Regions from separate parts of the Homo sapiens genome. Here region 1 is linked to region 2. A link is a contact called in ENCODE Hi-C data. All regions are on one chromosome and are shown on one strand. The core of a region is the stretch at or near the end of the contact, and the rest is flanking DNA. Distances in the headings are between cores, read along the strand shown.

Region 1 (5,918 bases), core at 99-2,598, 250 kb before region 2:
AAAAACAAAAGATAATCGATGGTAAGGATGTGAAGAAAAGGAAATCTTTTTACACTGTTGGTGGGAATGTAAATTAGTATAGCCATTATGGAAAACAGTGTGGAGTTTTCTCAAAAGATGAAAAATAGAATTATTTGATTCAGCAATCACGCTTCTGGGAGTATATCCAAAGGAAATAAAATCACTGTTTCACAGAGATATCTGCATTTTCATCACATGGTCCTTACAGCACTGTTCACAATAGCCAAGATACTGAAACAACCTAAATGTCTATCAGTCAGATGAATGGATAAAATGTGCGTATATATGTATACACACACAGAGCAGAATCAGTAGAGTATTATTCAGCCTTTAAAAAAAGAAGGAAATCCCATCACTTGGAACAACATGGGTGGATCTGGAGGGCATTATGATAAGTGAAATAAACCAGGCACAGGACAAATACTCCATGATCCCACTTTTATGAGGAGTTTAAAATAGTGAAGCTTGTAGAACTAGATAGTAGAATAGTGGTTATCTGGGGCTGGGGAGAGGAGTAAATGGGGAGGTGTCAGTCAAAAGATACAAAGTTTTAGTTATGCAAGATAAGGTCTGGAGATCTCCTGTGTAGCAGAGCCTATAGTTAGCAATACTGTATTGTATACTTAGAATGTTGCTAAGGGAATAGGTCTTACGTTAAGTGCTCTTACCACAAAAGAAAAAAATACTTTTCAAAGATTTTGAGGGGTTTGGGTGCAGTGGCTCACGCCTGTAATTCCAGCACTTTGGGAAGCCATGGCAGGAAGATTGCTTGAGCCCAGGAGTTTGAGACCAGCTTGGGGAGCATAGTGAGACCTTGTCTCTACTAAAAATTAAAAAATTAGCAAGGGGCATGGTGGCGTGTGCGTGTGGTCCCAGCTACTCAGGAGGCTGAGGTGGGAGGATCATTTGAGCCCGGGAAGTCAAGGCTGCAGTGAGCCATGATCATGCCACTGCACTCTGGCCTGGGCAAGAGACTCTATCTCAAAAACAATTTTTTTTAATGAATAAAGAGGGCAAAAGGAAAATCTTTTGGAGATTTTAAGATTCGTTTACATAGACTTTACAGCCTTGAAAAAAGATATGTAAGCCCCAAATATAAAGAAGATACATTTGACCAGCAAGATTTATTAACAGCTATGGATCTACGTGTGCCATATCATGTTCTTCAGTGTAATTTCATGTTTTTGTCCAGCGATTCACAGAGGACTAGATTTTAGATTGCCTTTCCTCTCCCACAACTGACAAGGCTTTAATCAGGGCATTAAGGAGTTCTAAATAGGTCTTGCTTTTGAATCTGCATATCAGGAGGGGGCTGGGAGCATGAGCGGGAGGATGTCATGTCTCAGTGATTAATGATCTCTAGGAAGCTGAAAAGGGGAGTGTAATATACACAGTATTTCTACCCCCTGGAGTAGGAATGCAAACACTATTGTGCAGATCTGTGCATAGTCACTGACTTCCTGGTAGCTGGAGAATTTCATACACTCTTCTACCACAAATAAAACTGTCAGAGAAGTGACAGAGCTCAAAAAGCTGGCCTTCCTTACTTAAAAAGAATAGCTCAAACACAGTGAGCCAGAAAAATTAATTTTGTAGTTGTTTGGAAACCAAGTTGTTAAATAAGAAATAAGAAAATGGGAACTTTTCTTGAAAAGCCTAAAACCTCCAAATATTTGTTGAATCAAACTCTACATTTGGTTTCTTAAATTTACTGAATTCCTGGAAACTGCTTACTTTAAACGAATTTAAAGGGGAAACATTCCTTTGTAATGAAATGACCCATCTGAAACTTTTCAATCTGGTCTCTGGTAGGTTCAGAGCATCATACGGTCAGTGTATTTAAGAGCCTATTGCCTGATGTTTAGGGAAAAAATCATAACATTTCAGAATGGCTTGTATACAGTTTTTGAAAATAATTCTAAGGTAGAGTTATTTCCCCCCTTTTATTCTCAATGAATCTATGGTATTATTTAGTAACAATTTCTAAGTGCTTAAGATAGAAGCAAAACGTTCTGAACTATAGATAAGATAAACTACAGATATTTGCAAAAAAAAGTTTTAAGAGAAAGTTTTGGGGAAAGCTTATATTTCAGCCACCTTTGATTATTTACCAATAACCAAATATAGAGATTTTGTGCATAACACCAGTAGCAGCAGCAGTATTTGGTTTTAGTGAGGGCAATCAAATAACTTGTATTTTACTAGGAACCATTTATTCATATGACTTGTTAAATTATTTTTTGCTCTTGATTCATTTTTTTGATGCCCTATACATTACCACTTTCTGTTCTGCATTGTCTAACTTTTCAACTGACTTGTTACTGGTTTTTATTTTTCCATAATATAAAAAGAAAGGAAATATTCATTCTTGGGGAAGTGGAGCACAATTCAGGGTAGAGGAAAGAAAAATTTTTGTATTTCTATTTCTTTGTTTTTCTGTTTGTTTTGCTTTATTTTTTAGGGTGTCACTATAATCTAAAGTAGAAGGAGCTACTGGTCTAAATTAAGATAGTATCAGATAGATTAAGCTCTAAATTTGGTTTCCAAGTGGTTGGACTTTTAAATTGCATTTGCAGGAGTTTATTTTTAGTCAGGATGTGGTTATTTTTAGATCTGCTTCTCTGTCACTAGGAAATAAAATGCCTGTCTTTCCATTGTTGATCAGGAAGTTCTAAGGCACAGGCATATAAGAGCCAGTTAGCCCAGAACACCACCACTCCTTTTAGATGAAAGAATATGAAATAACTCATGGAAGAAAATATGTTTGTTGAGAACATATCTAATTTTGAAATTGTTAGTGTCATTTTAATCTTTTGTACACTGAACAACAGAACAAGGTTTTTAGGGAATGCCAAAAATATAAGGTTTGGGTTCCCCCTACTGGTGTGCATCCCAGTCTCGTGTATTCATTAATACACAGCTGAAAGGCCTAGGGGCTAGAGATTAGAAATAGCTATATTAACTTCATTTAGAGACCTGATGATAAGAAAGAGAGAAAAAACTCCATTTCCCTTTTTCTGCATATGTCTTACAAAAATTGGGATGATTTTTAAATTGTATTTTCTACATTTAGAAAGAATAAAACTTAATTCTACCATATTTGGTTTATTGTTGTTGCTACTGATAAGCTGCTTATTTTCAGTGTTTCTCAAATGCTTTATGTTGTAATCTAAGGAATAATAAAACACCAGTGGATCCACAAAAGGATTTAAAATCCCAGGGAAGAAATGCAAAGCTAGCATTGTTGCCATAATAAAATTAAGGAGCTGGCATTAAAGCTCACTAATTCCTATTTTAGCATTTCAGAAAGTGACATGACATCATGTGATTGTGTCTGTCTATTCAACATTTGTTTTTTTTCTAATTTGTACAACATATATTTGAAACAGTTTTTTATTTCCTATCTCATAGTAAGTGTCAAGTGTCCATAATGGCTCATTTTTGGAAAAGAAATATTTTAATTGACTCTTAAAAGTCACTTTTGAACTTCTTATTATGTTTGCATTTTAAAGGACTATTCAATCAAGTTAAAATATTGTATTTTTTTAATTGCTTTTCAGCAATGCAGTCAACCTTTTAAGCAATGTTCCAGTCTCTTGTTTGGATGTTCTCATTTGTCCGTTAACCCATGAAGAAACAGCCCAAGAGGCAACGACTCTAGATGAACTGCCCAGTAATAAAACAGCTGAGAAAGAAACAGTTTTGAAAAACAATACCATGGTATACAATGGTATGAATATGGAGGCCATTCATGTTTTACTGAATTTTATGGAGAAGAGAATAGACAAGGTAAGGCTGATAAAATGGAAGCCCTGGGAAGATGCTTCCAAAGAATGTAAATGTGCCATACATACAGACACACATCACAGAGCATGATTTTTAAATCTAAGCTTTTTTTCTGACTGATGTGCTGCATAATTGTTTTTACTTTGGAAAGCAGTTTATTACAATATATGATAAATTGCTGAAGCCATGTTAATTTATTTGTTTAATGCTGAAAATTATGTTCATGCAACACCAAAATTATGACTAGTGCTTGAAAACAAAGGAAAAAGTAATTACTGTTCCATTTTGTTACTTTGTGAGTCCTAGAAATAAAAAATATCCCCCCAAAAACTTGCTAAATACTCTTCATAATACCTAAAAGACATCTTCCCAAAAAAAAGAAAAAAGAAGACCTTGTCAATTTCCCATTTGTTGTGAGCTGTTTATACATTCTCTGGTCTATCACTCACTTTGTCAGGTATCTGTATTAAAAGGCAGCAAGGTAGCATAGTCCAGTCACCAAAATTTTGCTTCATTCAAGCCCTTTGGCTAAGCCCATGGGAATCCTAGAAAATGTAGGAACATCCAGGAAGGACCAAAAAAGGCAATAGTAAACATGAAGATGATAAAATGGAAATGTTTTTAGGAAAAGAATTTTTAAAATAGTTTGTAAGCTTAGGTAACATAAGATGTCCCCACCTCGTGGATCACGAGGTCAGGAGATCGAGACCATCCTGGCTAACATGGTGAAACCCCATCTCTACTAAAAGTACAAAAAATTAGCCAGGTGTGGTGGTGGGCACCTGTAGTCCCAGCTACTCAGGAGGCTGAGGCAGGAGAATGGCGTGAACCCGGGAGGTGGAGCTTGCAGTGAGCCGAGATTGCGCCGCTGCACTCCAGCCTGGGCAACAGAGGGAGACTCCCTCTCCCAAAAAAAAAAAAAAAAAAAAAGTCCCCACCTCAAAAACAAATTGATATCCTCAGTTACATGAAGGAAAGTAATACTGTTAGAAACAAAACTAACGTATTTCAAAAACATATGGTTTTTTTTTTTATAGGGAAGCAGCTATAGAGAGGGTCTAACTCCAGTTCTCAGCTTATTAACCGAATGTTCCCGAGCCCATCGAAACATCCGAAAATTTCTCAAAGATCAGGTAACTGCTTAATGCATATTACATTGCAAAGTTAGTCTTTTTATGTGCATTTTAAACATAGAATTAATTGAATTTTCTCACAATGATTTTGTTTCAGATAATCAGAAACTCAGTCTTAATCTTTGAAATCTTCTTAATCAAGAAGTGTGTATTTTTTGAGTCATTCATTCAGCAAATGCTACCGAGATCTGCTGTGTGTGCTGTGTTTTGGGCATTGAACAACAGATGAAGTCTTTCCCCTTGGGAAGTTTATTTTGTAGAGAGGGGGACAAAAAGTAAACAAATTTAAAATATAATGGCAGGTGGTGATAAGCATTCTGAAGAAAGGTAAAGCATTTTAAGAGAGAGGAGACACTTTAAGGGAACAAGGGAGGACCTCTCTGAGATGACATTTGAACAGAAAGGTGGAAAAGTAAGAGTATCTCTGAGAATGATTGGAAAGGAATGTCCCTGAGAGAACAAGTTCACAATCCCTGAGACAAGAGGATGCTTTGGTACACTTAAGGAAAAGCAAGAAGGCCTGTGTGACTAGGCCACAATATGCAAGGGGGAGAGTGGTAGATAAAGAGAGGTAACAAGAGCCAGATACAGCAGGCGGTGTAGGACTTTCCATTCTCTTCTAAGTGAGATGAGAAGATATTGGAGTGTTTTAAGAGGGGAAGTGATGTGACCTTATTTATGCTTAAAGATATCCTGGCTACTATTTGTAAGATTGACATAGTGGAGCACAAATGGATGCAAGGAGACAAGTCCAAAAGATAACTGATGTTGCATGTTTGGAGTAGGATGGTAGTGGTTAGAGTTCATACTTGGGGATATGTTTTAAATATTTTAATATGTCTTAAAAGTAGCTCACAGAACTTGCTGATAGATTGGAGTATGGGTTGAAAAAGAAAAAATAAGGGTGATTTTTAAACTTTCAGATTATATCTTAGACTACAAGTGTAAGACTTTGATTGTAACAATACCTGAAACTAG
Region 2 (5,318 bases), core at 2,181-4,680:
TGGCTCTGTTGCCCAGGCTGGAGTGCAGTGGCACGATCTCGCCTCACTGCAACCTCTGCCTCCTGGGTTCAATCGATTCTCCTGCCTCAGCCTCCTCGAGTAGCTGGGATTACAGGCATGTGCCATACGCCTATCTAATTTTTTTGTGTTTTTTACTAGAGACGGGGTTTTGCCATATTGGCCAGGCTGGTCTCAAACTCCGGGCCTCAAGTGATCTGCCTGCCTCAGCCTCCCAAAGTGCTGGGATTACATGCCTGACCAAAATACTTTCTTTACTTGGCTTCTAAGACACCATACTCTTCTGGGTTTTCTTCTTACATTACTAGTGGCTCCTTCGCAGTCTCATATGCTGGTTCTTTCACAGCTCCACAATTTATAAACATTAAGAGTATTCAAGGTTCAGCCCTTGCACCATTTGCATCTCTTGTCTATCTCATTTTATTAATGCTGTCAGTCTCACGGCTCCACTAGAATGTAGCTCCAACAGGGTGAGAATTGGGGGCTGTTTTGTTTATACTGGATCTCTAGCACCTAAAACAGTGCCTGGCATATAGTAGGTGCTTGACAAATATTTGTTCAATAAATGGTTGGATGAATAAATGGCTTTATATATTATCTATAAACTAATGAATTCTCCAATTTATACTTCCTGCCTGGATCTCTGTCTTGAGCTCCAGATACATCCAACTGCCTATTTGCTATCTCCATTTGAATGTGTAAAATACATCTCAAACTTAATGACTTAATGAAAGAGAACTCCAATCACCCTCCCAATGGCTTCTCCAGCTGGCTTCACTTTCTTAGCAAAGTGTAGCCCCATCCTTCCAGTTTCTCAAGCCAAAAATTTTCTCAAACAGTAACTAAACTGCTACTATATAAAAAGCACTGAATTTTGGTGCTTTTTATATAGCACCAAACTATAAGTCCTTTTTTTTTTTTCTTGCGACAGAGTACTCTGTCACTCAGGCTGGAGTGCAGTGGCACGATCTCAGCTCACTGCAACCTCCGTCTCCTAGGTTCATGCGATTCTCGTGCCTCAGCCTCCTGAGTGGCTGAGATAACAGGCATGCGCCACCATGCTCACCTAATTTTTATATTTTCAGTATTAATAGAGACAGGGTTTTGCCACGATGGCCAGGCTGGTCTCGAACTCCTGGCCTCAGCCTCCCAAAGTGCTGGGATTACAGGGATGAGCCACCGCGCCCAGCCTAACTCCTTTTCTTTCTCTCTCACTACATATCCAATCTGCCAACAAATACCCTGTATTTTGCCTTCAGAATATAACCAGCATCTGTTTATTTCTCACCACGTCCACGATTATTACTATGATTCAAGCCGTTATCATCTCTCACCTGGATGAATGCCAACAGCTTCTTAATTGGACTTCCTGCTTCTTGTCCACCTCCACTCCCCAATTCAGAACCACAAGCAGAAAAATTCTTTTCCAAACTTATGTCAGATCACATTACTTCTCTGCTCATAATCCTGCAGTTATTCCCATTTCACTAAGTAAAAACCCAAATCTTGAAAACTGCTTATAAGGCTCTCTTCAATCTGGCCCTAAGTCAACTCTGACCTCATCGTCTACTATTTTTCCCTCACTTATTCTGCTCCAGACATACTGGATTCTTCTGCTGTTCCTTCCAAAGGTCAAGCATATTTCTGCCTTTTCCCTTACTCTTCCCTTTGCCTGGAATGGTCTTCCCTTAGATATCTGCATCCCACCACCTCCTTCAGGTCTGCTCAAGTGTCACCTTCTCTGTGACTTTTCCCCCGATCATACTTAAAATTGCAACCCCATCCCTACCCTTGTATTCTTTATCCCTTTACTCTGCTCTATTTTTTTCCACAATACTTATCACCACCTAAAATACTACATATTTTACTTTCTGCTTGAAGACATGACTTTCTGTCTTTCACTCACTGCTATATCCCTAGCATTTAAATCAGTGCCTGGCACATGCTAAGTGATCAAGAGTCTATCTGTTGAGCTATGCTTTTATTTCCACCAGGGGGCCTAACAATCATGTAGCCTGGTGTTTCAGGAAAAGATCATAAAGCATCTCTAAGATTTCTTTCAGTGCTCTGATCCCTAGAAGGACTACAACTTGCCTAGAAAGAAAAACTGTGCTTTGTCTCGGCAACCACAAGGAGGAGTTGAGAAAAAGAACCGAGCAGAGAAACCAGATAATGCTGTTTCCCTTGCTTTTCCCACAGTAACCTCAAGGTGGAAGAACACTGGATCTGGAGCCTGCTGTACTGAATGAATGATTTTTCTCCATACTATGAGTTACCTAGACACAAACGTAAACAGGAAACATCACAATCCTTCCGAATGCCACAAAAAGGCCAAGGGAATCCATATACAATGGCCACTAAGGACAGGAAAGGTGTTTCTTTAACTCCAGCACTAAGAATTCTCCACAAATTCAGGGGAGGAGCTCCAGTTAGCACAGAAAGACACATAACTCACTGATGAAGACCGAGTGTTTCAGGTCGTCAGTACTCTTTGGCCAGAGAAGTATTAAGTCAATTCTATTTAATACTTAGGGCACCTAAAATTCGTAAGCGGTATAAGCAAGACAGTCCCACGTCTAAATTCACAGATTTGGCGGATCGCATGGAATTCATTAACATCAGACTCATTAAACACCCAAATCCATTTCCCACGGGCTTGTGACTCACCGCCACCTGTTGATGCCCACATTGGAGGAGCCGGCGAACCAGGGGTCCAGGATGTAGACGCAGCGGATGGTGTCGGCGCCCTGAATGCACTCCTTCAGGGCGGGGTTGTCGTGGAGCCGGAGCCCCTTTCGGAACCAGTGCACGGCGTTCACCCCCATGCCGGGGGGCGCGGCGGGTCCTCCACGGAGAAATTCAAGGAAGGAGGCTCCGGCTCATAGCCGACACCTTCGCTTCCAAGAGAATTGCCTCACCCGGGGCGTGAGGAAAGGGCGGCAGAGGGGGAACAGGAAAAAATGACTCCGAGGAGGGGACCGGAGAAGGCGGGGGCGCCGGAGGCGCAGTGGAAAGATGAATGGAGGTTGCCTAGTCGGCGGAGTCCGGGTGTGACGCCCTTTAGGAGCCCGCGCCCGCCGCAACCGCCTGGAGGCGACGCATAACTTCGAGGGCCTCGGACCTCCGGAGCCTGAGCAAGTTCCAGGAGCTCGAGCCGCCACGACGGCCCGAGCCGGCACGGACGGCCCCAGGAGATTCGTCACGGAAACCTCGCCCCACCAAGGCGGCCCCTAAAGACAAAACGGCCCGCCCGAGGTGAGTCACCGAGGAGAACCGGAGGGGAATGAGCCCCTGTCGGCGACGCTGTCTCTCGGCCCGGGAGAAAGGACCGGGAACGGAGGCTAGAGGCGGTGGTCGAGGCCGCTGGACGGTTGCCGGCCGGTGACCGGTCCCGAGGCTGCCCGGGTGACTCTGCCGCCGCCGCCGCGTCAGCGGCCTCGGCCCCGCCCCCGGCTCCTCATTGGAGGGCGCGCTCCCCTCGTGACCACCGGCACCTCACGTTTCTGAAGTGTGTTTACTACACTGGCTCGGAGGGGTAATCTGCTCGCGCTTCGGTCGCTTTTGGAGGAGCGGCAGCCGCTTGATCCCAAACTTGTTGACCCTCGTCCACACGCTGAACTCACTGCCTCTGCCCCTTTCCTGTGCCGACTGGTGGCCGTCCCTTGGAAGCAAATCGCGTTGACCACAGGCCCCTTGTGAGGGAAGGCTTAGCCCCGCCCCCAAGGGCCATGAGCGGCCACCATTGGCCGAGGCTCGCTGAGACCCGGATGAGCACGGGGATGCGGGGAGCTTGCGGGCGCGCGCGCTGCTCCGTTAGGCGCGCGTGCGCTCTCGCTGCGTTCCAGAGGGTAAGGGGGCGGGGCCGGCGGGCAGGAGCGCGCTCGGCGATTCCTCCCGTGGGATTTGGGGAGGGCCTGGAAATTGTCCGGTTTCCTTCAGGAGCCAGTGGTGGAGTCGGGCGGAGAGTGAGGGGAGGATGGAGTGGAAGGAGGAGAGTGGGAGGCTCCACGTACATTTCAAGTCCAAACCATGTGCTTCAATCCTGCTTTGGCCAGAGAACCCTACTTTGGAGATTGTGGAGCTGTGCCCCTCCACTCTCCTGGCCCTTGGGTGCCTCCTCCCCCTTGTACATACTCTGGGGAAAAGGGTAATTGGCAGGACGGATGCCAGGCATTCCTGGACTTCCTGGAATTTTTTTAATACTAGCGATATATATCATCAACCTTTCACCCCTCGTCTCTTACATTTAATGTAGTTTACCGGTCTCTTTGAAACTGGACGTTTGTCTACTTTTCCAGCGACAGTGAACTGCAGGCCATGGCATCCCTTAGATATATGATGCCCTTAAATTCATTCAATGATTACTTTTTGAATGAACTAGGCACTGTTCAAAGCACTAGAGATACAGGAGATACTTAATAAAACAGACTAAAACCCCACCCCTCCTGGGGTTTACAATTTGTCTCTTAACCTTTGCTGTTTTTTCCTCTATAAAATACTCTTCTTTGGAATCCAGTACTCAATATTACCACCTTTGAGCTACCTAGGATATTTCTACGCATCCCTTTAGACTCAGATGAAATAATAACTAATTTCTGAAAGTATTCCTGATCCCTAGGGCAAATTTAGGACCTCCCTGGGTTCTCCAAGTATGTTTCTGTTACATCACTTTTCACACTACCGTGAAAATTAGTTGAAAAGTGCCCATTCCTAGCAATACCAACTCAGTAATAGTACTTATTATCATAATAATGTGCCTCTGATTCCCTCTGAAGTGTGATTTCTCAAGGACTGGGTCTGTATTCAGTTTTCTTTTGTTTTTATTTTTTGCATCAACACCAGAACAGAGCCTGACATAGGCAAATGCTTATTTAATGAATGAATGAGTGAGTGAGTGAGTGCTGTTGGCCACCAGTGTGTTTGGCAAAGTTAAAAGAAAGAAGGAGATGGCAATTCTTATTGGTTGAATTGTGTGTCCCCAAAATCATATAACTCTCAATGACTATAAATGTGGCCTTATTTGGAAATAAGGTCTTTGTACATGCTCAAGTTAAGATGAGGTCATTAGGGTGCACCCTAATCCAGTGTGATTGGTGGCCTCATATAGTGGAGAAATTTAGACACAGAAATACATATACATACAGGGAAAATACCATGTAAAGATTGGAACTGTGCTGCCACAAGCCAAGGAACTACTGGAAGCTAGGAGAAAGACCTGGAACAGATCCTTTCTTAGCACCTTCACAGGACTGTCGCACTGCTGACACCTTGATTTTGAACTTCTGGCCTCTAGAACTGCG

What was found. A loop is a pair of places that touch in the nucleus more often than their neighbours do. Pooled maps may share reads with other maps.
Region 1: a pooled map shows a loop between it and region 2 (3-fold over the local background). The contact joins the enhancer-like site here to the promoter of CRY1 in region 2. A Hi-C loop is called at or near these places in 1 of 168 maps with a recorded cell type or tissue (CD4-positive, alpha-beta memory T cell), 1 of 37 single-sample maps with no recorded cell type and 14 of 50 pooled maps.

Annotation. Positions count from the first base shown.
Region 1 is chr12:106,839,008-106,844,925 of GRCh38, forward strand. It overlaps RIC8B (RIC8 guanine nucleotide exchange factor B), which reads left to right. Exons shown (of 10, transcript NM_001330145.2): 5 at 3,582-3,810; 6 at 4,845-4,940. Among named protein-coding and RNA genes, the nearest start is that of RIC8B, 67 kb to the left of the region's middle. Within about 2 kb of position 1,349, at least 7 of the 41 ENCODE cell types and tissues checked have a DNase peak (open chromatin) inside an H3K27ac peak, as active enhancers do.
Region 2 is chr12:107,090,119-107,095,436 of GRCh38, forward strand. It overlaps CRY1 (cryptochrome circadian regulator 1), which reads right to left and starts at 3,431. Exons shown (of 13, transcript NM_004075.5): 1 at 2,686-3,431. The coding sequence starts at 2,843. RefSeq lists silencers at 3,263-3,492, 3,823-3,902 and an enhancer at 3,573-3,722.